Linked DNA regions of Mus musculus: regions 1 and 3 are each linked to region 2. The links are chromatin loops, found by intact Hi-C in ENCODE. Cell type or tissue: heart. All regions are shown on one strand.

Region 1 (8,000 bases), 200 kb before region 2:
ACATCTAACAAATACTGCAGAGAGAGGCAAGAGACAGGGAAGCAGAGACAACCTACAACAACAGCACGGGACAGAGATGTGAGGGACAAAGAGCTAACATTTAGAATACCCTAGAGGCTGGTAGGATTTTTCCGTTCCCACAGGAAATTGTGTAGCGCGGGGCTGCTGGCTACTCTGATCTCTTACATGATTGGCTTATTAAACCTAGAACATATCTGTTTTAGTTAACTTCAGGGTAGGGAGGGGGCAAAGGGGAGGAGAGAACAAAATGTACTTAAATGCTGAATTTTTTCTCCAGGCTGAATGCCTTTCATCCAATAAGACATTCAGAGCAGTGACCCAGCAAATGGATTGCAAAAGCAATCTTCCGTCCCGGTGCCACATTATCATTCCTGTTCAGTATTCTCCATGAGATATCTCAATCAGCTGTGTGTAAGTGACAACGCAGCCCATTGCTGGGTTAATTAAACATTTGACTTTAACACCCTCCCCGTCATTAAGCAAATAAAAACAGATAATTCAAACTGCACTTCATCCTCGGGGTACACAACACACATGTCAAAATTAAGAGAGTCCAAGGCCTCCGGGGAATTCTGTTGAAGCTATAATCAGTTTAAATCTTATCTGGTTTATCAATTATTCTATTGATTAAACCAAAGCGATTATACACAAGTCCTCTGCCACATGGGATTGATGTCAGCAGAGCAAGAAAATAACTCCAGGAGGTTCCAAACTGATTTAAAAAGCGACCAACAGACAGACCAATAATAGTCGATTATTACATACCAGTGATCCATACACTGCGGAGTTGATTCTTAGTTTCAGGCGGTGAAGTGAACTGTTTCCAATCACTATGTCTCACTGATATACCTTACAGTTGATGCCAGTAAATTTATGTTGTGGGAGATCAACATTTATTCTACTGATTTAAGCAGAGGCTAGCATGTTCAGCAGCTGAGATATATTTTATAGAGACTGGCCCCTAACTCTAAAAGAGAAAGAAAAACTCAGGCAAAGAGAACGAAAAACTTTAATTTCCTTTCCTATGTGCACATGGCCAGTAACAGGAAGGGCTGAAAGGGACACACAAGAGACCCAGTTCTTCTGAAATTCCCCCAGAATCCCAGCTATTGCAGTTTGAAAAACAGACTATAACATCACAAAGACCTTACCACAAAGAGTCATAATATCTTTTATTAATTCCAAGGGCAAACATCTTCATTACTATTATGAAAATATTAAGCTCTTCAAATAAAATCTTGATATCTGAACCCCAACATCATCCAGAAAAATTTAAGCACAATTTAGGTGTCCCCCTGTCCAATTACTGTGTACTGTCCTTCAAGTTTCCATGGCCCTTGACCCTCAAGGCCATACCTTTCTGTATGAGAGAAAAGCACTTACTTAAAACCCAGTAACAAAAATGGAGAGGGAGCATGTCGGGCCCCCCCCCCCACCTGAAACGTGCACCAGCCCTGCTCAGGAAGGGAACTGTGCACTGCCACGTGGGCACTGCATGTGCATTCAACCAGAATTAACTTATCTCCTTCAGATTTTCTGTTTTCGGGCAGACTAAGTAAGAAAACTGCATTAGCATGCTGTATTCTACATTCACCACTAGAAATACTGAGGGTGCTATTTGTAATTGTATTCTTTTTAAGGGGTTTGTTCTCTGCAGCTGTTTTCTGCTTGCAGTGTGTTTTGTGTAATCAGCACATCATCATAAATACATTGGCTGCTCCCCTGAGGGCGGCTGTCAGGGTTTAATTTACAGAACAACCTGGCCACTGTGAGTTGTAACACACTAGCACTATGGCAAATAGTTACCACACTCTGTGAAAAATGGGTTCCTATGAATTTTTATATCAAGAGCTTGTCCCAAGACAATTTAAGCTTTAGAAATACTGTTTAAAAGAAGTCCTTTCTACCTTGAATGGAACAAACGCATTGATAGGAGAAGACTTGAAATAACTCTCAAAGCCCAAGTGGGCACCAGCAAAGGTAGAGAAGAACAGAAAATTACCCACCAGCAGGAGGCACTGTAGCCAATGCATCTCCAAAGTCCCCAGAGACCCTGAAAGGATGTGCAAAAGGGAAAGAAAAACTATTCCAAGAGACATACTAGGGTATCAATCATTCTTTTCTGCTGAGATGAGTTATACTGGATATGATAATAAGTTCACTATTTTCTTAGACAGCTATTCAACCAGATACTTAGCTCAATGGATGGGAAAGGGGATGAGATGATAGGGATTCACATAATCCCTCCCCTTACGCACAAAGCTCCCGCAGAGCTTGCACAAAGGTTTGCAATATATGTTTAATGACTAACTAAAAGCTCCTTGAGGCCAGTGCCTGAATCTTAATTTATGCCCAATATTTAAAAACAACAACAACAACAAAAACCCACCTGGCACATACAGGTGAGTTGAGTGGAGTTATGGCCCTGTTATTGTAGGATTTAGATCTACATGATGTCAGAGGCGTTACACTCTACGAAGTATACGTTAATGTCAAGATGGTGCTTCACGCCTAGTCTCGGGACTGTGGAGTCAGAGGCATAATCAGAAGGGTCACTGACAATCTCAGGCCAGTCCTGTCTACGTAGCAAGTTCCACGCCAGCCAGGGCTACATGATACCCTGCCTCAAACAAGCAAGCGAGCAAACTCCATATCTTATTTCTAATTTGTTTTTATCAAAGTGATTAATATATGAAACGCAAGTAACTCAGTCTTAACAACAAAATGGACCCAAAATATTGGCATATTCCCAGGGCTAAGGAGCTGGCGCATGGGTAATCAGAGCTAAGCCTGTAATTCTAGCAAAGGGTGTAAGTGAATCCAAGGGCAAGCTTCTGGCCAGCTACATTTGCAGGACTGGGGAGACCCAGCCTGAGCAAAAAGATGAAAATAGGGGGCTGGAGAGATAGCTCAGTGGTTAAGCTCACTGGCTGCTTGTACAGAGGAGCTGGCTCAATTCCTAGCATCCACATGGCAGCTCAGGACTTTATAACTCCACTTGCAGGAGATCTGGAACCCTAACACAAACATGCGAACAGAACACCAGGGCACATAAAATAAATATATCTTAAAAAGTAGATGATGACAATGGATCACAATGAAGGATGACATCTGTCAATCTGGCTCATGTGCATGCACACTCACACATACACACCCTACAGACACACATTCATATTCAATACAATATTGGCAAATTCAAACGTATTTTAGTAATGAAAACCATAAGAAAAAAATTACAAGTTTTTCTGTGCTTTTTGCCTCAACTGAAAGAAAAGTTTCAAAAGGTCAGAAAGGCACCCAATGGCACTTTCTGATTAATGAAATGGCAGTGCACACACATTCCATATATCCAGTGAGTATTATATGAGTATATCTGCATATTAATGTATAATTCTGTTAAGAGATATTTTACAAGTTAGAATGCCTAGAGTTAAACCACAATATGGTTCATAATGCTTTGTTGGTTTGGTTTGGTTTTTCGAGACATGGTTGCTCTGTGTAGCCTGGCTGTCCTGGGACTTGCTATGATCAGGGTGACCAGGCTGGCCTCTAACTAAGAGACCTGCCTCCCTCTTCCCTTGAGTGTTGGGTGTGCGCCATCACTGTCTGGCCATTTGTTGTTGTTGTTGTTATTCTGTTTGTTGCTGTTTGAGACGGGATCTCTCTGTGCAGCCTGGCTGGTCTGGGACTTGCTGGGAGGTTGGCCTTGAACTCACAGAGATGCCTTTGGAGCTTACTTTTCGGTGCTGGGGCTGAAGGTGTGTATCTTCCTCGCTCCAGGCTTGATCTGTCTTCTGTTGCCTTCTGTGCTGCACAGAATTACATTGCATGATGTCTTTAGAAATTATTAAACTGTGCTAAATGTGGTGTCAAATGCCTATTACTTTAGCACTTAGGAGGTAGAGGCAAAAAAGAAAAAAAAAAAAATCAAGCATTTAAGGACAGCCTTAGCCACAATAATCAGTTCAAATCAGCCTCAGCTGAGATGCCTAACCTTGCCCCAAGGAAGGAAGGAAAGAAGGGAGGAAGGAAGGAAGGAAGGAAGGAAGGAAGGAAGGAAGGGAAGGAGGAAGAGAGAGAGAGAGAGAGAGGAAGAAAGGGAGGGAGGGAGGGAGGAGAGAGAGAGGAAGAGAGAAAAAGGAAGGAAGGAAGGAAGGAAGGAAGGAAGGAAGGAAAGAAAGAAAGAAAGAAAGAAAGAAAGAAAGAAAGAAAGAAAGAAAGAAAGAAAGAAAGGACGCAGACAGACAGAAAAGATTACCTACTTCACTGTGGAGGGTTTCAAACACACCCAAAATTATGTTAAAATTATATTTAAGCCATCTAGTAATTAATTTTTCCTATAGAAAAATTTCACTTTATGTAAGCAGAATCATATACTTGGCAAGATCTCATAACTTCTTTGGTTGCTTTGCTTTGTCCTGAGACAAGGCCTCATAGCCCAGGCTGGTCTCAAATACCGGGATCCAAGTACTGGAATTACAGTTCTGTGCTGCGCCCAGCTCACATCACCTTTAAATTTGTTCATTGCTGGAACGTAGTTCTTACCACCAGAAAGAAGTTATATTCAGGAATACTAATAAACCTTGTATTACTCATCCTGCCTAGTACACTAAGACAATTTATACAGAAAAAAAAAATGCCAGAATCAGTTTTTACAAATTAAAGGTTAGAAAACTTTAATTCAATTGAATAATTACTTTTGTTCATAAAAATTCTTTAATAAAATACATCTTAGCCATAAGAAATTAATCAGATGCTCCCCCCACCTCAATTCATAATTGTAAACATATTTGAGGACCTTTTGAACTAAGCAGGGTGGGGTTAGACTAAGGTCACTCTAAATCACATGACTACCTTCTCTTCCCTGGAGACCATGGAGTAGTTCCAGGGACTGCCATTAGAGAGCAGCACAGTACACACCATCAGTCAGAGCTCTTAACATTTCTCCCACTAAGGCTGGAATATATTCTCATTCTCTCCTCTCTCTCTCTCTCTCTCTCTCTCTCTCTCTCTCTCTCTCTCTCTCTCTCTCTCTCTCTCTCTCTCTCTCTCTCTCTCTCTCTCTCTCTCTCTCTCTCTCTCTCTCTTCAATTAGTGCAGTCAACAACTCCAGAAAAGAGTAATTCAATTAGTGCATTGTGGAGCTCTACAATACCTCTAAGCAGATGTTCCCCATCTTTGGGAACTGGAGCTAGGTTTCAAATACCTGTACGACTTAGATAACACCACTACATTACATCATTTGTCAAAGTGCTTACATATGATTCTCTGACTTCAAGGAAAAGACGAGAAAACAAACCTAGGCTAGCCTCTTAGAAAGGTTCTTATCAACGTAAACAAGTATAGAATTTTAGGCTGCAGTAATTCAGTTACATTTTCTAAATTATATTTATAACAAAATGCATCCTAGTACTCAAAAGGCAAGATCTCAAGTATGAGATCAGGCTGGGCTACAATGTAAGACCCTCTCTCAAGCAATTCAACAAAGCCAGAGGAAACCCCTCTCACCAAAGGCCAACTCTACCTCACTATACTTCACACAATATAATTGTAGAGGATTTTCCTGTTGTTATGCAGTGCTATAGCTTGGACCTGAGGCTTTCAATATCCCTCGCATGCACACTATCACTGAGCCACACCCCCAGGCCTCTTACTGTCTGCTGTTCTTGCCACAGTGTATGTAGCCATGCATTCCATACTGCAATGATGGTGGTGTCAAGATGGGGGTGTATTCACAGGAGGACAACCAGAACGCTGATCCCAAAATATGGCTATGAAAAGGACAGAAATCATGGCTGGTATTTTCCAAAGAAACAACAGAATTGGAAACAGTCTACGTGGGTAACGTGGATAAAGCAATCTTACAGCTCTCAACACATAAACAGACTTGTCATTCAGAATCCAGAAAGATCAGTCTCAGGACCCTCCAGTCCTCATCCTCCTAGCAAAGTATAGGAATCTCAAAAACAGTATATATTTGCATACAGCGTAGACACGTCCTCCCAAATAATTATGTCTAGATTACTTAACACCTATTAAATTGCAACTGTTATTCATATAATTGCTGTGCAGTATTGTTTAAGGGATAATACCAAGAAAAAAGTCTACTCGGTATACATCACTGGCCTAACTTCATTTTCGGCTTCAAAACTGGCTGACTCTGCACATGTAAAACCAAGGATATTGGGGATGGGAGACAACTGGTTATGAACAATTATTCCATATTACTACAAAACACTGTCGGGAACAATGAGTGAACTAAAGTTTGACTCCTTGAAAGAAATCTAATACAGCAAACAAAGGAAAGAAAAGAAACCTCGTGTCGACACTTCTCGCACATGGGTCGAGATCAGCACAGATTGGATGACTCCCTGACAAAAACCAATCGTAAAGAGGACATGTGACATACTGTCCTCTGGTGATCTTTTGAACCCTAAAGCTAATTCTCATAAGGTGTGATGCTGTGAAAGCCCTCAGCGTCTGAGCTGTTAACTAAAGCATTTATAATAAATACAGCATGGGAAGAAATGTTGTGGCCTCCCTGTATTAGGATCATTTCTTACATTCCAGATTTTCTTTATTTAAAAGAATGGTTGCAGGTTGGAGAGGTGGCTCAGCAGCTGACAGCACTGGCTGCTCTTCCAGAGGTCCTGAGTTCAATTCCCAGCAACCACATGGAGGCTCACAACCATATATAGGGGGATTTGCTGTCCTCTTCTGGCATGCAGCAGAATACTCATACATGAAATAGATAAACTAACTAACAGAAAGATTTGTTTCCTTTCATCTTCTGAAAATCAGTGAATGAGAAATCAATTTCCAGAAGAGTGTTTTTTTTTTAATCCCCCACTAAGTTAGACAGTGGGATCTTATAGCTTATAAGCAAGTGTTACGTCAATATGTGTGTTTTCAAACTACAGAGCAATGACTCGTTCTTACTGTCCTTGGTTTGGGCCTTACTCTCTAAGCACTCGATTTCTACAAGTAGCATGCAACTCTGGATACAGGGGTTAGGAGCTATTAGGAGGATTTAGTTCAATGCAGAGCACGTGAGCATGGCCAAGGCCCTGGGTTCAATTTTTCAAAAAAGCACTGACTGCTCTTGTACAGGACCAAGACTCAGTTCCCAGCACCCACGGGGTGACTCACGGCTTCCTGTAACTCCAGTTCTAGGGGATCCAACACCATCTTTTGGCCTCCATGGGCACTGTGCACACATGGTGCAAATGCAGACAGACAAAACACTGGAGTAAACAAAACAGTTCTTCTTAAGTGTTACTATAAAATACAAATTTTGCATATTAAAGTATTTTTCTTACTAAAATTTCAGTCTTTGATAAATTCACCATTTGAGTAATATCAAAATAGTGGAGGTTGGGCTGGAGAGATGATCAAACAATTAAGAGTATATTTGCTTTTCCAGAGGACCTGCATTCGATTCCCAACACCCACATGGCAGCTCACAACTGTCTGTAAACCCATACTCTAATACAAACATAAATGCAGGCAAGACACCAATACACATAAAATAAAAATACATTTAAAAAAAAGCAATGTAGGTTTGGGGCTGGTGAGACAGCTCAGCAGGAAAAGCCCGACTTTAACCCCACAAAGAGAGGAGAGGAACCTGTGGCAAGCTGTCCTCACCTCCACATACACGCCCTACACATATGGAATTCAAAATTTTAAAAATCTAACCAATAAACAAACACACACACAGTGGGTGAACTTGTATTTGCACAGCAACATCATGCCATGGTCGGCAGTGGGGAAGAGTGTCACTGTGGTCAGCAGCAAGGAGCAGACAACGCCACTGTCCACTCATACCTGTCCATAACCGCTTTCCTGACTTCCTGCTGCAGACACAGATGAGAGGCCTAACGTGACTCTTCCTCATGTTGGGGTTCTCCATAAGCCCTGAGACCCACGTACTGACTCGACTTTACCCTCACAGCTTGTTTCTGTTTCAGTGTTAGGTT
Region 2 (8,000 bases):
AGAAGGACTCTCTGAAGTTCAGGGACTGGGTAGCAATCCCTACGGGACAAAAGCCATCAGAACTAGTGGCCATTACTTATATAGAGTGGTGCCAGACCCAGACTGTCCTCTTGAGAAGGAAGTCTGGCTTGAGAGTAGGTGGTGGAAATGATTGGGGCTACCCAAGTAACCTGGGGTGAATCTGATGAGCCTGGGGGATGGGTTAAGTGAATTATTGTCCTTTGCTAAGAAACAACTTGTTTCATTTGGGTCTGCAGGGTTCCCCTTAGAACACAAGTCCATAACAATTTATGGAATATTTCTCCCCCCCTCTTTGTTTGGGATTTCCCCTAAATTAGACTACCAACAGTTATTTTGTCAGAATAATTCCTTCCATTGGAGATGGAGTGAGGCTGGACTCGAGCCACAATAATTCAATGCTCAGGGACACAGGAACAGCAGCCTCTGCAATGGGTGTCCCTGCAATGGGTGTCCCTGCAATGGGTGTCCCTGCAATGGGTGTCCCTCTGGGGCAGCGGAGGAGATTTCAGGGTCCAGCTAAAAAGTCCCTGGGCGGGTGACTGGGGTGTGTGAGGAGTCCCGGGAGGGCGTGTGGATAGGAAGAGGAAGTCGGAACTTTGGCGACTGGGTTTCTTCCAATCCTCCCACTGAACTCTCTGATTCAGAAGCTTGCTCTCCTTTTTGATTCTTGTGATCTCTCAACTCCTCTGAGAGCACCGTCTGGCCCAGGGCCATTCCCCTCCACCTTGTACAATCATTTTGACCTTATTTGCTGTATGGGAACTCATCTGACATCTTTGATGGGTAAGAACTGGGTGTCTCCCAGGAGTGGGTAGATCCAGTTTGCTTGGAGTCCCCTGAATGAGGCTCTTGTACTCAAGGGTCCCAAACTCTGGCAGGAGAGAAGGGGAAGAGGAGGGGGAGTGTTATCACCAACTCAGAGTAGACACCATTGCTCTTCAGGAGGGGTACTAAAGACCAGTGGATTTGGGTTCCCAAGATTCTAGAAGACCCCAGGTGTACCACACAGCTTTTTTTTTTCTTGGGGGCTGGGAAGTTGAAGATAGGGTAGACTTTCAGGTTCAGGAAAAGGAGGCAGCCAGGGCAAGTAAATAGGTTTCAAGGTGGCCTGGACAACTAATCTGGGCAAAATGAACAGAAACATCAAAATGCCAGGTGGCACCACAGCTCCTTGCATGCTGAGCTCCTGGCTGAGGGGCTAACCAATTAGGCCAAAGAAGCAAAACCACAGGATAGGGCAAGGCAGGAAGGGGAGGTGCATGGAGGTAAAACAGCAAATGACTGTAGAACGTCAATGAAATTGACAAGATATGAACAAAGATCTCAGAGAGCATGGGTCTTTCTGCTCCCCAGTTCACATTCCACCCCTCTCGGCAGTTTCTCAGAAATCCTCAACTCTCCCTGTCTTCAGAAACTGGGAGGTGAGCCACAACGCTGGGCTTAACTTTAAGGTGTAGTCTTCATCAAGGGCCTGGTGTTATAACAGGGAAGGGCAGGATCCTGAAGGCAGGAAGTAGGGAGAGAGCAGATGTACCCTGTGCCCTCCTTCAAGGCTTCCCTGGCCCTTTCTCCCTCTTGTTCCTTCCACCAGTCCCTAGACCTTCCTGTTACAAGGCTTAGCACCTCCTGGGGCTTCCAGGGCATCAGGGATGACAGAGAGATTGGGAGGTGGGAGGCAGGAGATGCTGCTGCATCAGGACCTGGGATGGATCTGTGGCACTCAGGAAACTCCAGCCTCTACTATCAGCATTTCTGCCTCAGAGCACCCCCTACCTTCTCCCCACCTCCCGAAGATGCAGGGTGAAGTCTGGGAAGGAAGTAGAAAGATGGCTTCTAGCATTCCCAAGCAGGCCAGTTCCCCCATCACACTGGGAACTCCAGGTACAAATCCTTTTCTCTACTCCTCAAGGCTACAATGCCATGAATCCAAATGATTAAATAAATATCAGGCCCCTGCACCGAAGAAGCCTGTTCCAGTCCCCAGCCCAGCTAAGTCCCCCCCCCCCTCCCTCTCTGCCTATAGGGAGGATCCCATTCTTTCTGTCCCACTCCCTACCCTGGTCCACAAATTCTCCAGCTGCTCTTGAAACCTTTCTCTGACCCAAGTTGTGCTTCTGGAGTACACAGACCATCCAGGAGTTTACAAACAAAGCAAGTCTGATGTGTGCAGCTAGTGAAGGGAGAAGTATTCTTCCGTCTGGTTCCTACACCCTCTTACTTTCCTCCTTTTTCCAAGAGAAGAAGTGGAAAATCCGGGCCCAACATAAACCAGATGGAGTAGCAAGAGAGAAGAGGGCCCCAGAGCACAGCCCCACTGTCGCGTTTTAAGGGAAAAGAAAGGCATAGCTGAGACTCAAACCCGCCTAAATGCCCAGAGATCCATAAACGGTTAAAAAAAAGACACACGGAGTACCACACGCCAAAACACACGTTAAAAAAAAAGAAAGAAAGAAAGAAAGAAAGAAAGAAAGAAAGAAAGAAAGAAAGAAAAGAAAACCAAACATTTTCAAATAACGATGCACACAAAATGCTCGCCTAATATTCAGAGATTCCAGGCCCTGGGATCCACAACCAGATTCTCCGGCCTCGCTGCGAGTTTCTGAGAGCACAGCCCCAGCCCTGGCCCGGCCCCTTCCCGGCCCCCACCCCGCATCCGGAACAGCTGGAGTCGGGCCGTGCTGTACACTCAAGCCCTGTGCCCGGCTGGGCGGGGCGGGCAGCGGGGCCCCGGCCCTGGCCGGGGCAGAGAGCAGCGGGGAAGCCCGGAACCCGCCCGGGTAACCCCGACACCCGGCCGAGTTTCCGTCAGACGTCCGTCATCAGACATGTGGTGGCCCTAGCTTGCCCCGAGAGCCACGGCGGGAGGAAAGAGTGTGCAAGATTGCAGAAGGAGGTAGGGCGCCCGCCTCAGGCTCAGATCAGGGGAGAGGCGTGCAGAACAGCCAACTCCTCCCTCCGCCTCTTCGGGTGGGGAAGGCTGAGCCCTCCAATTGTTCCCCTCCCCCAGCCCTTAGGATCCCCACCTCTGTCCCGTGTCGCCCACCCAAGGCTGTGCAGCCCGCTCTGACCTCCTAGGGGCCAGCCCCCGGAGCCTTCAGCTTCTCCTTTTCTCGGGCTCACGGCCCAGGGCTGGGGTTGGGGGGTGGGGGGGAGAGACAAGAGTGTGTAAGAATAGGGACGCTGGCTTCTTGATCTGGGATCATCAAAGTCCACACTGGGTAGCAGCAGGACCCGCCTGGGCTCCAGTTCTTACCTGGCCCGCGCGGCGACCGCGTCACTCCGCGGCTGGGGATCCTGGTACCCTTCTCAAGCTTCCCAACTGCGGCTTGCAGAGCCTGAGATCTCCGGGCTGGTGCTGCCATCTCGGCCAGGCCGGCGGGAGACGGGTGTGCCCAGAGCACTGCTCTCAGTTTGGGGTGGGGGGTGGGGGGCGGTGGCTTTTTAGTCACCCCAGGTTCGGGAGCAATAAAGGCACCTCTAATGTAATTTACAAACATCTCGGGCCGAGCACGGCGTAGAGCCGGGACTGACAGGCGCATTAGGCAGGCTAATTCCAGCCGGCTCCTCCTACCCCGGCCCGCTAATTAATGAGCTTCCCAACTTAGAGCCGCCTGCATTGGACAGACAGAGAGTGAAAGAGAGGGCGAGGGAGAGGTAGAGAAGGAGAGGGACGGGGGGAGCAGAGTGGAGTGAAGAGAGGGAGGGAGGGAGGGAGAGAGAGAGAGAGGACAGGGAGGAGAGAGAACAGAGAGAAAGAAGGGAGAGGAGAAAGAAGGGAGAGCGAAGAAAGAGAAGTTCAGCTGCAGATAATTGATTACTCCTCGATCAAGGCTAACTTGTTAGCAATAGTCAATTGCCCCGTCTCTCCGCCTCCCCTCGCAGTCCGGGATCGGCGCCCTCGCCTCGGTTCTTCCAACTGCCGCCGCCAGGACCCCGGGCCAGGAGCCGCCGCGGCGGAGCCACCTGACACCTTTAAATAGCACCGGGGCTGGCGAAACTGGAGCCCGGCGCGGCGCTTCCCGGCTCCGGCCCGGGCTTGCTGGAAACCCCGGCGGTGGCGGCGGCGGCGGCGGTGGCAGTGGCGGCGCCCGCGTCAGCGCTTTCCTCCCGGGGCCCCGCGCCACTCCGCTCGCCCGGGTCGCCGCGCTAATCGGCCGCTTGCCCATCCGCGCCCTGCCCGGCGCGGCCTCCTGCCCGCCTCTCGCCTTCCTCTCGCACCGTCCAGCGTCCGAGCTGCCCGCGGGCTGGGTCCCCCCGGCCCGAGCCGCCCCGGCCGGGCCCCCAAACGAGGCCGAGATGACTTCCAAGGAGGACGGCAAGGCGGCGCCAGGGGAGGAGCGGCGACGCAGCCCTCTGGACCACCTGCCGCCGCCCGCCAACTCCAACAAGCCGCTGACGCCGTTCAGCATCGAGGACATCCTCAACAAGCCGTCCGTGCGGAGAAGTTACTCGCTGTGTGGGGCGGCGCACCTGCTGGCGGCCGCGGACAAGCACGCGCCGGGCGGCTTGCCCCTGGCGGGCCGCGCTCTGCTCTCGCAGACCTCGCCTCTCTGCGCCTTGGAGGAGCTCGCCAGCAAGACCTTTAAGGGGCTGGAGGTCAGCGTCCTGCAGGCAGCCGAAGGTAGGCACAAGTCTAGATTCCCCTGCGCCCAGTCGCCCACACGCAGTGTCCTGCCCTTCGTACCCCCTGCCTCTGCCCACGCCGGCTGCCAGGCCCCTCCAGTCCTGGCTTCTGCAGCTGAGACTGGGGACAGGGGCGCAGGAGCCTAGTTCCTAGGGACCTCTGAGGTGATCTGAGAGAGGTGTGAGAACCCAAGCTCTTCCCGGAGTCTGGCCGGCTACCTAGGCTTCCCGTCCGCTTGGACTCTCCTAGACTTACTCCTGGACTGGGAAGAGGGCGAAATTTTTTTTCCCCTGACAACTCCTGGGTAGGGTGGAGTCCGGCCATTGGAAAGGGGTGGAGAATCGGTGTTCACAACACATTTAGGGAGTCTCTGTGTGGTTTCCTTGCACTCTGTGAGACTTTAGCTCTTTCAGACCAACTGTTAGGGAGCAGAAATTAAAACATTTTTTTCCTAGGACTTTCAGGAGACCAGAGACAGGAGGTGTCCCATGGCCCAGTTTGCTCAGGTTTAGAGAGTGGAATCGAATTGGAGAAGAAACAAGAGCGGGACCCCGGGCCTGAGTCGGTTGGAGAGTTATGGGAGAGAGTCTGGGTGGGGTCTTGACTCTCTCGTCGCGAGCATACACTGTCATTTCTTTCCAGGCCGCGATGGGATGACCATCTTTGGGCAGAGGCAGACGCCCAAGAAACGGCGAAAATCACGCACGGCCTTCACCAACCACCAGATCTACGAGTTGGAGAAACGCTTTCTATACCAGAAGTACCTGTCCCCGGCAGATCGCGACCAAATTGCGCAGCAGCTGGGCCTCACCAATGCACAGGTCATCACCTGGTTCCAGAACCGGCGCGCCAAGCTCAAGCGGGACCTAGAGGAGATGAAGGCCGACGTGGAGTCTGCCAAGAAACTGGGCCCCAGCGGGCAGATGGACATCGTGGCGCTGGCCGAACTCGAGCAGAACTCGGAGGCTTCGGGCGGTGGCGGCGGCGGTGGCTGCGGCAGGGCTAAGTCTAGGCCGGGTTCTCCTGCGCTGCCCCCAGGCGCCCCGCAGGCCCCGGGCGGAGGACCCTTGCAGCTCTCGCCCGCCTCTCCACTCACGGACCAGCGGGCCAGCAGCCAGGACTGCTCAGAGGATGAGGAAGATGAAGAGATCGACGTGGACGATTGAGCTGCGCCCTGGACCTCCTGCCGCCCGGGCCCCCAGTGCCCGCATGCCCGCCGCCTCCCGGATCGGACCGCTAAGGGGAGCTGGGACCTCCTCTGCACCTCCCGCCTCCACCCTTGTCCCGGGGCCGGGCTTGGCCCCTGATAGCCGCCTCTTCCTTTTCGAAGCAATAAATCCGGGCCGGCCGGCGGGGCCGGCCGCCACACGAGGCCTCCGCCGCCCCGGAAGCCCTCGCCGTGCAATTCTGTATGGCTTCTGTATAAATATTTAAGCCTATATAGTGGGTTCCTCCCACCACAGCTTGATTATTTTCTTTCTTTTATTATGATTATTATTTTTTTTTAATCTCAGAGATTTCGATGTTTTCAAAGCCCGGGTGCTGCCGGGTCGGCTGACGGTGAGGCGGACTCGAGAGCGGCGAACACTACTAACTCCTGCGGTCTAGAAGCTGTTTTAATTTTTTTCTGCATGTGGCGAATGCACCGGTCCGCTCACCTCTCTCGGCCTATTACAGTTGACTTTTAATTTCCTTCTGCCTTTTTTTCCCTCCGTGAGAAGGGGGGGGGGGAGCCGGGCCCTGACTTGCAAGTTTCAAAATCGATCTTTTCTTTCCCCAGCGAGAGAAGTCTGCTTTCGATGGCGTGTCTGCCTCCCGAGGCCCACTATTTTTTAAAATTCCTCCAAATCTTCCTGCATTTTCTCGGACTGATTGCTGAAGTCTGGCTCTTAGGGAAAAAGCAGGGAAGCACCCAACCAGTCATGGAAAACAGAACCCAAAGCCCTAGGAATTATTTTTTACTCTTTAAAATTTTTTTCTTTTTGCATGTGACAGAGACCTAAAGAAGGATGACCCAAGCGCTAACCCTCACCTCCTCTGTAGCTCTGGGTCCGTCTGTCAACATCTCTCTCCCGTCTCAAGTTGGCCATTCGAGGGTGGCCCAGGGAGGGTGGGTTCCGGGTGCCCTTTCCCAGCTCCTGCCTTGCCCTCTCTTTCTTCGACTGTACCCAAGGCCTCTTCCTCCGATAAATAAAGTCTTTGCCATTTTACTAGAATGGACCGCGATCGCATTTGCGAGAATGGGCCGGATTTACCCGAAGCAGTCGTAGGTTAAGATTGTCCCTGTTGCCCCCTGTAGGTCCCACCCGCCTTGGAGATTTCGGGGAAGTTTCAGGGCAGGCTTAGGAGGAACAGACAGGCAGTGGGAGGAAGCAGTGTCTTTTGCCCAGGCCCAAAAGCACGCAGCAGCTACTAAGTGGACTGTGAAGCCTGCTTCGTCGGGTCCGGGTTAAAAAAAAAAAAAAAACAAACAAACAAAAAAACAAAAAAAAACCCAGGCTTGCGATTGTAACAGAAAACTCGTTTGTACAAGGAAGGCTCCAAGGTATGGCAAGACTTTTCCCGCTGTTTTGCGTTCCACCCCTGACCTCCGCAGTGTACCCATGCGGCCTCCACGACTGCCAAACACGGACACCCTGGCAGGTGCCACTCAGTGGAAGATAAGGGTGGAGCCTGGAGACGCTCAAGTTATGGTCATGTCCTGAGGGCTTCAGCCTGGTTTGGGACTCAGCACCTAGGGCATCCTGAATTACACTCGTGGGCTTTCAGGAAAGCGAACCCCAAGTGTCTGGGGGTTGTAGGACATTTCTAGTAACATTTACAGACGCTGGCCCGGAGCTTGACTAGCGACAGGACTATAGGTGTCCCGGGACTGCTTCCTGGATTTCCTTTGGGCGGCTGGGCTAGGGGCTCAGGCCGCTTTCACTTTCCTGAACTGAGTAGGGGGGTTCTCTCTGGGCTTTTGTTGTCTTTGGGCTGGCGAGTGGCCGCTGTCACCAGAGTTGGGTCCCGCCTCCAGGCCGATGGGCTCCCTTTCTCCGAAAAATTGATGTGAGAAACGCGCATCTGGTCTCGGGCAGGCGATGGGGCCCCGGGGCCTGAGTCAGGAACGTGCGTGTCCAAGGAGGAAGCTAAGTGACAGCCAGAAACAGGAGAAGGGAGCACTGAGAGATGCTAGAAGCTGAGCGAGGGGGTGAGAGACTGAGAGTCAGGGGAGAAAGAGAACCATTGATAGAAACAGGGGCAGGGAGACGGAGGGGAAAAAGGAGAATGGGAAGAGTCGAGGAGAGGAGAGAACAGAGACCAGAGAAGGCAAGAAGCGGCCGGGCAGCCGTGCGGGCCTTACGGCCGGTTC
Region 3 (8,000 bases), 78 kb after region 2:
CCAACCAAGTGCTCTCAGGCAAGGTTCTTTAACTTCTCCAGATGTATGTAAAGGAAAATAATATTTGTCTCATACGACGGTGTTTAGGAACGAACAGTATTTTTATATTCTAGTTCAGTACTCGGAACACTGCAAGTGCGCCACAATACTAAATTTTAGTACTATTTTTTATTCTTTTGTGCCTGATCCAGAAGAAGCCACTCCAGCCCTGACTCGCCTCAGAAGCTTACTCAAAGCGTCTCTCCTCCTGTGACCCCTAGAGGGCGCCGGAAACCCATTTGTCCCGAGTTTCTGAGTTTAAGCAAGGTCTAGTTCCCTTTTTAAAGCTAGAGGCCACCTTTGGATCACAAGGTGCCTTCCTCCCTGGGCGCAGGAAGAAATGTGGGGTCTGAAACCCCAGGGCTGAAAAAAAAAAAACAGCAGCAGCTCCCAGGACAGACTTCCTTTCTGAGGCGCACTGCGGCTGGGACGTTGCACCTGCCCCGATCCCCACGTCCCCTTCCACCTTCTCCCGCAAGGAGCTGGATCTCGGGCTTTGCAGGAGGTGGTAGGGGGCACTGAAAGGTCTGGGATTTTCTGGGGTCTTCTTCCAGAATTCAGGGCAGCCTGGCCTCCTCAAGACCAACCACGGGACCTCAGGGTTTCTTCCTTGCTAGGGCTGCAATAAGAAAGCTGAAGCTTGGGTTGGAGGAAGTCCCCACCCCCAGGCCCTCCTGCAAGAATTGGACCCTCCTCCCTCTGGGCTAGGGGAATCGGGGGAAGACCTAGAGAGCCTGTGGAACTAGCCAGGCACTGTGGCAGGCATCAGCTTGTGAGAGGGTAACCACAAGTCCCGGCAGTGAAACGTGCTTTCTGTGTGTGCCTGGCTCCACACACCCGCGGCTCCTCTTGTGCAACATTGCACATCCAGGATGTTGTAGGCTGTATACAGGAGTACAGGCTGGAATGAAGGAAGTGAGCACATTTATACTCATTCCCCAGCACAAGTGGGGTATCCCTAGTTCTCTATGCTTACCTGACTTCCCCATCCCCCATCCAACACCACTCCAGGTCTAGGTCACACCAGGTTTTCTCTGGGCTAATTGGAAAACCCGTCCTGGCTCCAGCCTGTTCCATCAGAATTCCCACAACCAGGAACCCAGAGGAGAGCATGGTGTGTGGGTACCTGAGAGAGGGCTTCTGCGAGCCAAACAGGCTCGAAGTAAATCAAAGCCAGTCTTGGCCAAGCTGGGATAGTGGTGGGAGCAACTGGGAGGGAGGGAAACCTTTATGAACTACACTAAAGTAGGAATGGGGAAGTTCCAGGGTGGGAGAAACCCGGGTCTGAGCTCAGGGACTCTAAGGAAAGGAGTAGCTACCTTCCAGCACTTCCAGCTGCTGAGCCCCAACTGCCTTAGCTTAGTAGCAGGCACCTGCTTAAATGTCTCAGAAGCCTACTACCTATACCAGAGTCTCTCAGCCTGTGTGGAGTCAAGATCGGGGGCTGAACTACCTTTTCAATGGAGTCACCTAAGACCATCAGAAAACACAGATATTTACATCCATGACAGTAGCAAAGTTACAGTTGAAAAGCAGCAACGAAAACATGTCTACTGAGAAACTGTATCAAAGGGTCACAGCACTACAAGGTGGAGAACCACTGACCTGTATTGTAACTCACAGGCCACAAAGGGACATTTATCTAAAGCAGGGCACCTCCCGGGAAGTCACGGGAGGACATCAATACTCATCCACCAGAGAGTGCCTGCACAGCCCCCAAGCACAGATCTGGCCACACAAAGCCTCCATTATAGTTAGCAGGTTGAGCCAGATTTTCTGTGTGTCGCCCACTGCACAACTTGGGGGCTCTTTGGTCCTCAGCTCCTCCTGGATTCCTGGGGCCACAGACTTCACAAAGTCTTAGCGGCTGCCCAGGACTCTGCGCTGGGGACTTGGTCATTGCCACAGGCTCACTCACACCTCAGAAGGAAATAGGCCTTTCTGCCTAGACAGGTTTGTTACTTCTGTTTCCTCTCTCAATGCCTTTACACACAGGTTATTATTTAGATAATTTTTCCCATTTCTGTTTTTTTTTCTTTTTTATGTGAAACAGAGTTTCTGACAGACATGATAGAAAACAGAGAGTTTCGAGTTTATTTTTTCTTGGAGCGTTTGGCCTTGACCCTCCTGAGGGGAGGGTGCAGCAGCTCTGTGCAGGCCTGGCCCGGCCACCGCCTTCCTAAGGTTGCAGCGCTTGGGAGCGCTCGGTGCACGCGGGATTCGCTGAGATTCGGGCCCAACGAATTCCCTGCGGAGAGGGAAAAGTACCGCGTTGCTTCTCGGCCTCAAGGATCCCCAAACTTCCTGAAGTCTGATACCCTTGGGAGGCCTCGCCCAGGGCCTGGGAATCCCCAAGCAGTCCCAGGAGAGAGCGAAATCCAGAGGCCCGGAGCAGGCAGGCGCTGTGGATAGTTCGTTTGGACTTCGTGCATCCGCCGCGGCGCAAGGAATGAACCCGGGATAAACTATGCTCTAGTCCCAGAACTTAGCAGAATCGAAGAGCAGCAGCGGGGCTTAAGGCTTGCATCTGCTGGTCCAATTATGAGCGCCAGGACAAAGCTATGAAGACGGAGAAAGTATCAGGCATGGGTGCCCAATTTTGTCTTCTCTCTCTTCAAGAGAAGGTGAGAATGGCTTTGGAGTCATTTGGGGGACTTTTATGTTTGGGCTCTGGGACCTCTGAGTTCCTCAGTTGGACAGCCTAGAGAGGAAATATCTATCGGGGCCCTCCAGTAAGAAAGGACTCGACCTTGTCCAGGATATCAAAAGGCACAGGTCGCACACAGAAGACTCTTCCATATTTCAAAGGTACAAACGGAGGGGATGGGAAACACCCGGGAAGAGATAAAGGTGGCGATCTAAAGCTGCAGCCCCACACCGAATTTAGAGGCAGCCAGTCTGGTCCAGTTTAGAAAAAAAAAAAAAAAAAAAAAACTCACGGCTCTGGGAAGTCACTTCTGGACTTTGCTTGGTACTGGGTGTTGCGTCTTTGAATGACTGCTCCTTAGAGATTACATGGACCCTCTCCTGGGTCTAATACAGAGCTTGCTGAAGCCAGTCCGAGAGCACCTGTGGCCAAGAAAGCCTGCCAGGGATCCTGGGTTTTCTTTTTACTCAGAACCAAGAGGCCCTTCCTTGGATGAGGGCGTCTCAGAGAAGCAAGCCCCCAGCCTACCCAGCCTCTTTTTCCTTGGGCTTTCTAGGTGGTAGACTCTTGGTCCCTGTATTACAACCTGCCATGAGTGCCAACAGCCACTGAACAGTGGCTTGGGTAAAGTTGGTGTAGGCAGTTCTGTGTGACTGTCCAGACCCCAACCACAGGAACTTCCCACCTACAAAATCCCCCCCCCCAAAGAACCAACTCCCAATCTCTTACTTAATTCCCAGTGAGTTCTTCCACCCCACTCCCACTCCCAGGCCCAAATCAGTTTCTTCTTGTTGTTTTACAGTTGGTCTGGTAGTTCAAAAAAAAAAAAAAAAAAAAACCAACCAACCAAACAAACCAAACCAAACCAAAACAAAACAAAACAAAACAAAACAAAAAAAAAAAAACAAGAGATGAGAGTGTGTGGGTATTGTAACCACTGCTCTGGCCCCAAGGTCCTTGGAAGTTCACTTTCATAGATTCCTGATAGTCCGGGCTGGTATTGAGAGTCTAGGTAGAGTACTAGGGAAGATTCTGGCTATACTTTTGACTCGGTGTCCTGTCTTGCTAGGAAAGGAACATAGCTCCTGCACTCCTTCATAGATGTGGAGCACCCTGAAGTGTACCCTGTACACTCACCTCACAACCTCAAGTGTGCACACACACACACACACACACACACACACACACACACACACCACCCCCTGCATCATCAGGGCTGACTTGCAGTTACTCACACCTAGCCACACACTCTCACCTGCAGGGCCAGCCTCCCACCACCATCCACACTTCCTGCAATTAAAATCACCATGCACAAGTACCTGCCCTACAGTGAAAACAGGGCACACAGGCACACACACGTGGTTATCCCTCGCTCTTAATTACACCTATACAATTAGAGATGATACACACTCTGAAACACATTTACCACAAAACCAGATTCACAAAGGAAAACTAATGTGTACTTCCACCATATTAACGTGATCCATATACAATCTTAAAACATGGATAATCACAAAATTACCCCCCAAATGGCTCATTCTTACATGGTCTCGCGCGCGCGCGCGCGCGCGCGCACACACACACACACACACACACCACTACTGTAAGCTCAACTTAAGGAGAAACAAACATTTTTTTACACTAGAACTTCGAACATAATCACGCCTTCAAATCTCATTACAAGCATTCACTAACACTAACAGGCTGGTTGCTCACACAAAACACACAGCTCTCGTTCCCAAAGACACCTATCCCACAGTTTCTCGAACTCTGGATGGCCTGGCTCCCCTCAGTGTCACCTTCTCCCTCTCTCTGATAATCTTGCCCACCCATCCCTTCCCCGGATCTAGGTTACTTGCTGCTGTTTCTGACGCTCCATCTTGCACCAAACCCAAGGAGCTGTAAAACGCTGGGCTCCTCGGCAGGGAGGAGACAGCCCCGAGTCCTGATCCAGAGGCTTTTATTATTTTTCCACATAAATTACACAAGCACTTTATAAAATGGTTACACAGAAAACACCTTATAAGCGCATAACTTATAAGGGCATAACTTACCCCCCTCCCCAAACAGGATCTGGAGAAATGGGCTGCATTTATGTGAAAGCCTGTCTGTGCATACCTGGGTGACCTGGGTGACCTGGGTGATGCTGGGATGTGTGGCTGAGGGCCTGACAGACCAAGTTTAGCTGTTGTGTGTGTCACAGTGTGACTATGGCCGTGTGTTTGAGGTCCGTGCTGTTTGGGTGAGTCTGAGAGTCACCCCAGACTATGCCCTACAACAAGGGTCATTTGCTGTGATCCTGTGTGTGCACTGATGCTCTGCGATAGGCCCCTGTGTGTAGCTCTGGGTGACACCAGGAGGGACAGTGGTATCACCTCTGTGTGGACCTCCGGGCTCTCCTCCCAGGAGAGGAACAGAGAGGTTTCCAGCTTTAGTACAGATGGCTGCCTGGGGATCCCAGAAGCCTTCCGGACCCTACTTCCTTTGGGTCTCTCTGTCCCATGTTAAAAATCAGTAAATTTTATGAAATAGAGGAAAACAGAGGATTCTGAACTGTTCCAGAGTGAGGGCAGGATCACACAGGCTTCTGGGAAGATGTCTCTGCCTGTATCCCCAGCCCTCTTCCACCGAAGACAGGAAGTGTCCGCAGGGGAGTGGAGGCGGTGCTTGGGAGCCTTGCTGAGAAGCCCCCCATTTCCCTCCTGCGTGCAGTCAGAAAGGGTGTCGAGAGTTCTGGTTCTCCGGAAAGTCCTCAACGGGCCTTGGGTCCTCACTCGCAGGCCGAAGCCACGGACGTGACGCTGGTGATTTTGGTGGAGTCGTCAGACCACGGCTGCAGGTTCTGCAGGGCGAAGAGCGAGGAGTTGTGCACGCACAGTGGGTCTGCAGGCAGCGGCTGGGCCAGGCTCTTCTGGAAGGCTTCCTGCTGCAGCTGCAGGAGGATGCGGTTCGCCTGCTGCCTCTCGGCCTCACGTTCCTCTGCTGTCTGTCGCCTGCGTGGGGAACAAGCAATTACTAGCCAGGACTCTAACCCTCTTCCCGCGCGCCTGCGCAGGCCCGGGAGCAAGCTCCCAGGAGACAGCCCCTTAGGCACCCCTCAGCTCTTTATGGCCCCATTAAGGCACTCTCCACTCTTGGGGGTCCTGACAAAAACATTGGAAACCCCAAAAATGGATGGAGCAGAAATGTCCCAGTCCCAGAGGAGCAATGAAAAAGCCCAAAACTCCTGGGCCTCCCCCATTAAGTCACATAGCCTACACTCTCAAGGGCACACCATGGATAAACTGGTCTATCCCAAGCCCAGATGCTATCCCAAGCCTGAAAGGCCCCAAAGACGTGCCTCTTTTTTCTCACCTCCAGCCTGGCCCAGGCCTCAGACCTCTGGTGCCAAACCCAGTGCCCCTAGGCTCTCTCCGGACTCACCAGCTTCCTCCCAGGCGGTCTAGAGAGGCTGTGACTCACTTATTCCATTTAATGCCGCCCCTCCACCCTGTCAACTGAGATCAAACGTCTGTCTCTAAGGTGGACAGACCTAATGGGAGTCCCCGGGGCCTCCAGAAGCAATTTGTAGGCGATCGATGAAACCGCTTGAAGCTCACGGCTCTTCCCGGGGCGAGGTGGACGCCCGCCTGTTCTCACAGCGCCTTTCTGACTTTTCCTTGTCTTTCTCTCTCTCTCTCATCTTCCCTGTCTCCCTGAATTTTAAACTACCCAAATGTTTTCCTCCATGCTCTGTTTTACCCCATGTTTTTTTTCTTCACCCCTTCTTTTCCTCTGAATTAGGGGAATTTGTTCGAAGTGAAAACTCACGTTTTAAGTGATCAGATCAGATACCTTCCTTCACACACAGATTTCTGGCTGCTTTCATTTTTCCCGCACCCCTCGCCCCACCTTTAAAAATATTTATTATAATTTTCTTCTAAAATGGACCATCTTTGTCCCTTCCCTTTGTGTTAAGTTCCCCTCCTCGCCTGTGGCTGGCTTTCTAAGCACCACCCCCCCTTCCACCGTCGAAAACTCGGGGGTACCAGCCACCCTCTTCAGCTAGCCCAGCTCTTCCTTTAACTAGCTTTCCAAAGGGCTGAAACCAGGTTCCCCACCCCTTCCCCAGCCACAGGAATGTTGGTGGGGGACAGAGGAGTCGCAGGGCCCGGGCTTCCTTTGTGGCCTCGAAGGCGGAATCTCGGGCAGATTCCTCGCCTTCATTCAGAAAAAGAGGAAACTCCAATTCCTTCCTCCCGCTCTAGGCCCGCCCGGAGCGGCGCCTCCGATTTTTGTTCCGACTCTTGCCACAGCACCTCCCCAGGGTCTGAGCTCAGAGACTCCCCGGAGCAAAGGGAGAATCAGAGGAGTGTGGAAAGGCTCAGGGGTGCACGGAGCTCAGGGAATAAAGCTGCTTAGAGTGTGTGGTGGCCTAATATTCGTAATAATTGGGGGGAAAGGTGAGCAGAAGATGAGGAAGGCCGAGGTGTATGCGGGGGGGGGGGGGGGGATAAAAGAAAATGAGAGCGTGGTGAGCGCTGTCGTCGGTGGATGACAGAAGGAAAATGTCTCTTTCTTCCTCCCTCACACCCATCTGCTTCTAATTGATCCTCCCCCTTTCAGTGGGACCCGAGAATCCCAGCCACAGCCGGCGCAGATTGATTTTCCCCTTCCAGGATGGGGGACGACTGCGCAGAGCTCAAGCGCCTGGGGAGGAAGCAGTAAGTAGCGGCAGCCGGCGGTCCGGGGCCCCAGACGCTCGGCGGAGAGTCCGGCTGGAGCGCGGAGACCTGGCGCGGCTCCCTCTGTCTGCACCGCTCAGGGTCAGGGGAGGTTCCACCCGGTAAAGGCAGGCTGGGCAATCAAAAGCCCCTAAAGGACTCCCTGAGTATTGAAATCCAGATCGCATAGACTGGTTTATAGGCCCATTTGCCTCAGCGGCAGAAATGAGCAGCGTCTACCCAGGGTAGACAGTGCTGTCCTGAAAGCCCTGAAGCGTCTCTTAAAACACAGGAAAGATTCTCCAACCCCACCAGGCTACTGCCCTTCGTTGTTTGTGGTCTCCAGTGACTGTAGGCGCTCACTCGTCTAAACCGATCGGAAACCAGCAAGCAGAGGGAGTGCGTGCAACCCGAGAGAGGCAGAGGAAGCCCGCTCCTCAGCCACCAGTCCGCCCCGTGAGCTCACCTCCATTTCGTCCTCCGGTTCTGGAACCAGGTTTTTACTTGCGCATCGGTCATTTTGAGCGCCTTGGCCAGAGCAGCGCGCTCCGCCGAAGCCAAGTACTTCTGGCGGTGGAAGCGCTTTTCCAGCTCACAGATCTGCAGGCGCG

Evidence for each region. Peaks named below come from ENCODE experiments on the same cell type or tissue, not always from the same donor. Only the 100,000 strongest peaks of a DNase experiment are listed, where the experiment ranks them.
Region 1: it touches region 2 in a loop (2.9-fold over the local background); 29 of 42 quality-filtered maps call a loop at or near these places.
Region 3: it touches region 2 in a loop (2.7-fold over the local background); 10 of 42 quality-filtered maps call a loop at or near these places.

What each region holds. Positions count from the first base shown.
Region 1 is chr19:45,433,162-45,441,161 of GRCm38, reverse strand. All of the region lies in intron 2 of Btrc (beta-transducin repeat containing protein), which reads right to left. Among named protein-coding and RNA genes, the nearest start is that of Btrc, 73 kb to the right of the region's middle. In heart, CTCF peaks have their summits at 2,029 (motif pointing right) and 4,891; DNase peaks (open chromatin) are centred at 141 and 4,911.
Region 2 is chr19:45,231,545-45,239,544 of GRCm38, reverse strand. Lbx1 (ladybird homeobox 1) reads left to right here and starts at 2,704. Exons shown (of 3, transcript NM_010691.6): 1 at 2,704-2,914; 2 at 3,904-4,642; 3 at 5,288-6,861. The coding sequence starts at 4,318. The coding sequence ends at 5,811. In heart, a CTCF peak has its summit at 3,924; DNase peaks (open chromatin) are centred at 2,784 and 3,214; H3K4me3 peaks cover 4,251 bases; H3K27ac peaks cover 460 bases; H3K27me3 peaks cover 7,282 bases.
Region 3 is chr19:45,153,573-45,161,572 of GRCm38, reverse strand. It overlaps Tlx1 (T cell leukemia, homeobox 1), which reads right to left. Exons shown (of 3, transcript NM_021901.3): 2 at 7,856-8,000; 3 at 4,630-5,679. The coding sequence ends at 5,457. Among named protein-coding and RNA genes, the nearest start is that of Tlx1, 6.9 kb to the right of the region's middle. In heart, a CTCF peak has its summit at 258 (motif pointing right); a DNase peak (open chromatin) is centred at 282; H3K4me3 peaks cover 2,428 bases; H3K27ac peaks cover 340 bases; H3K27me3 peaks cover 7,580 bases.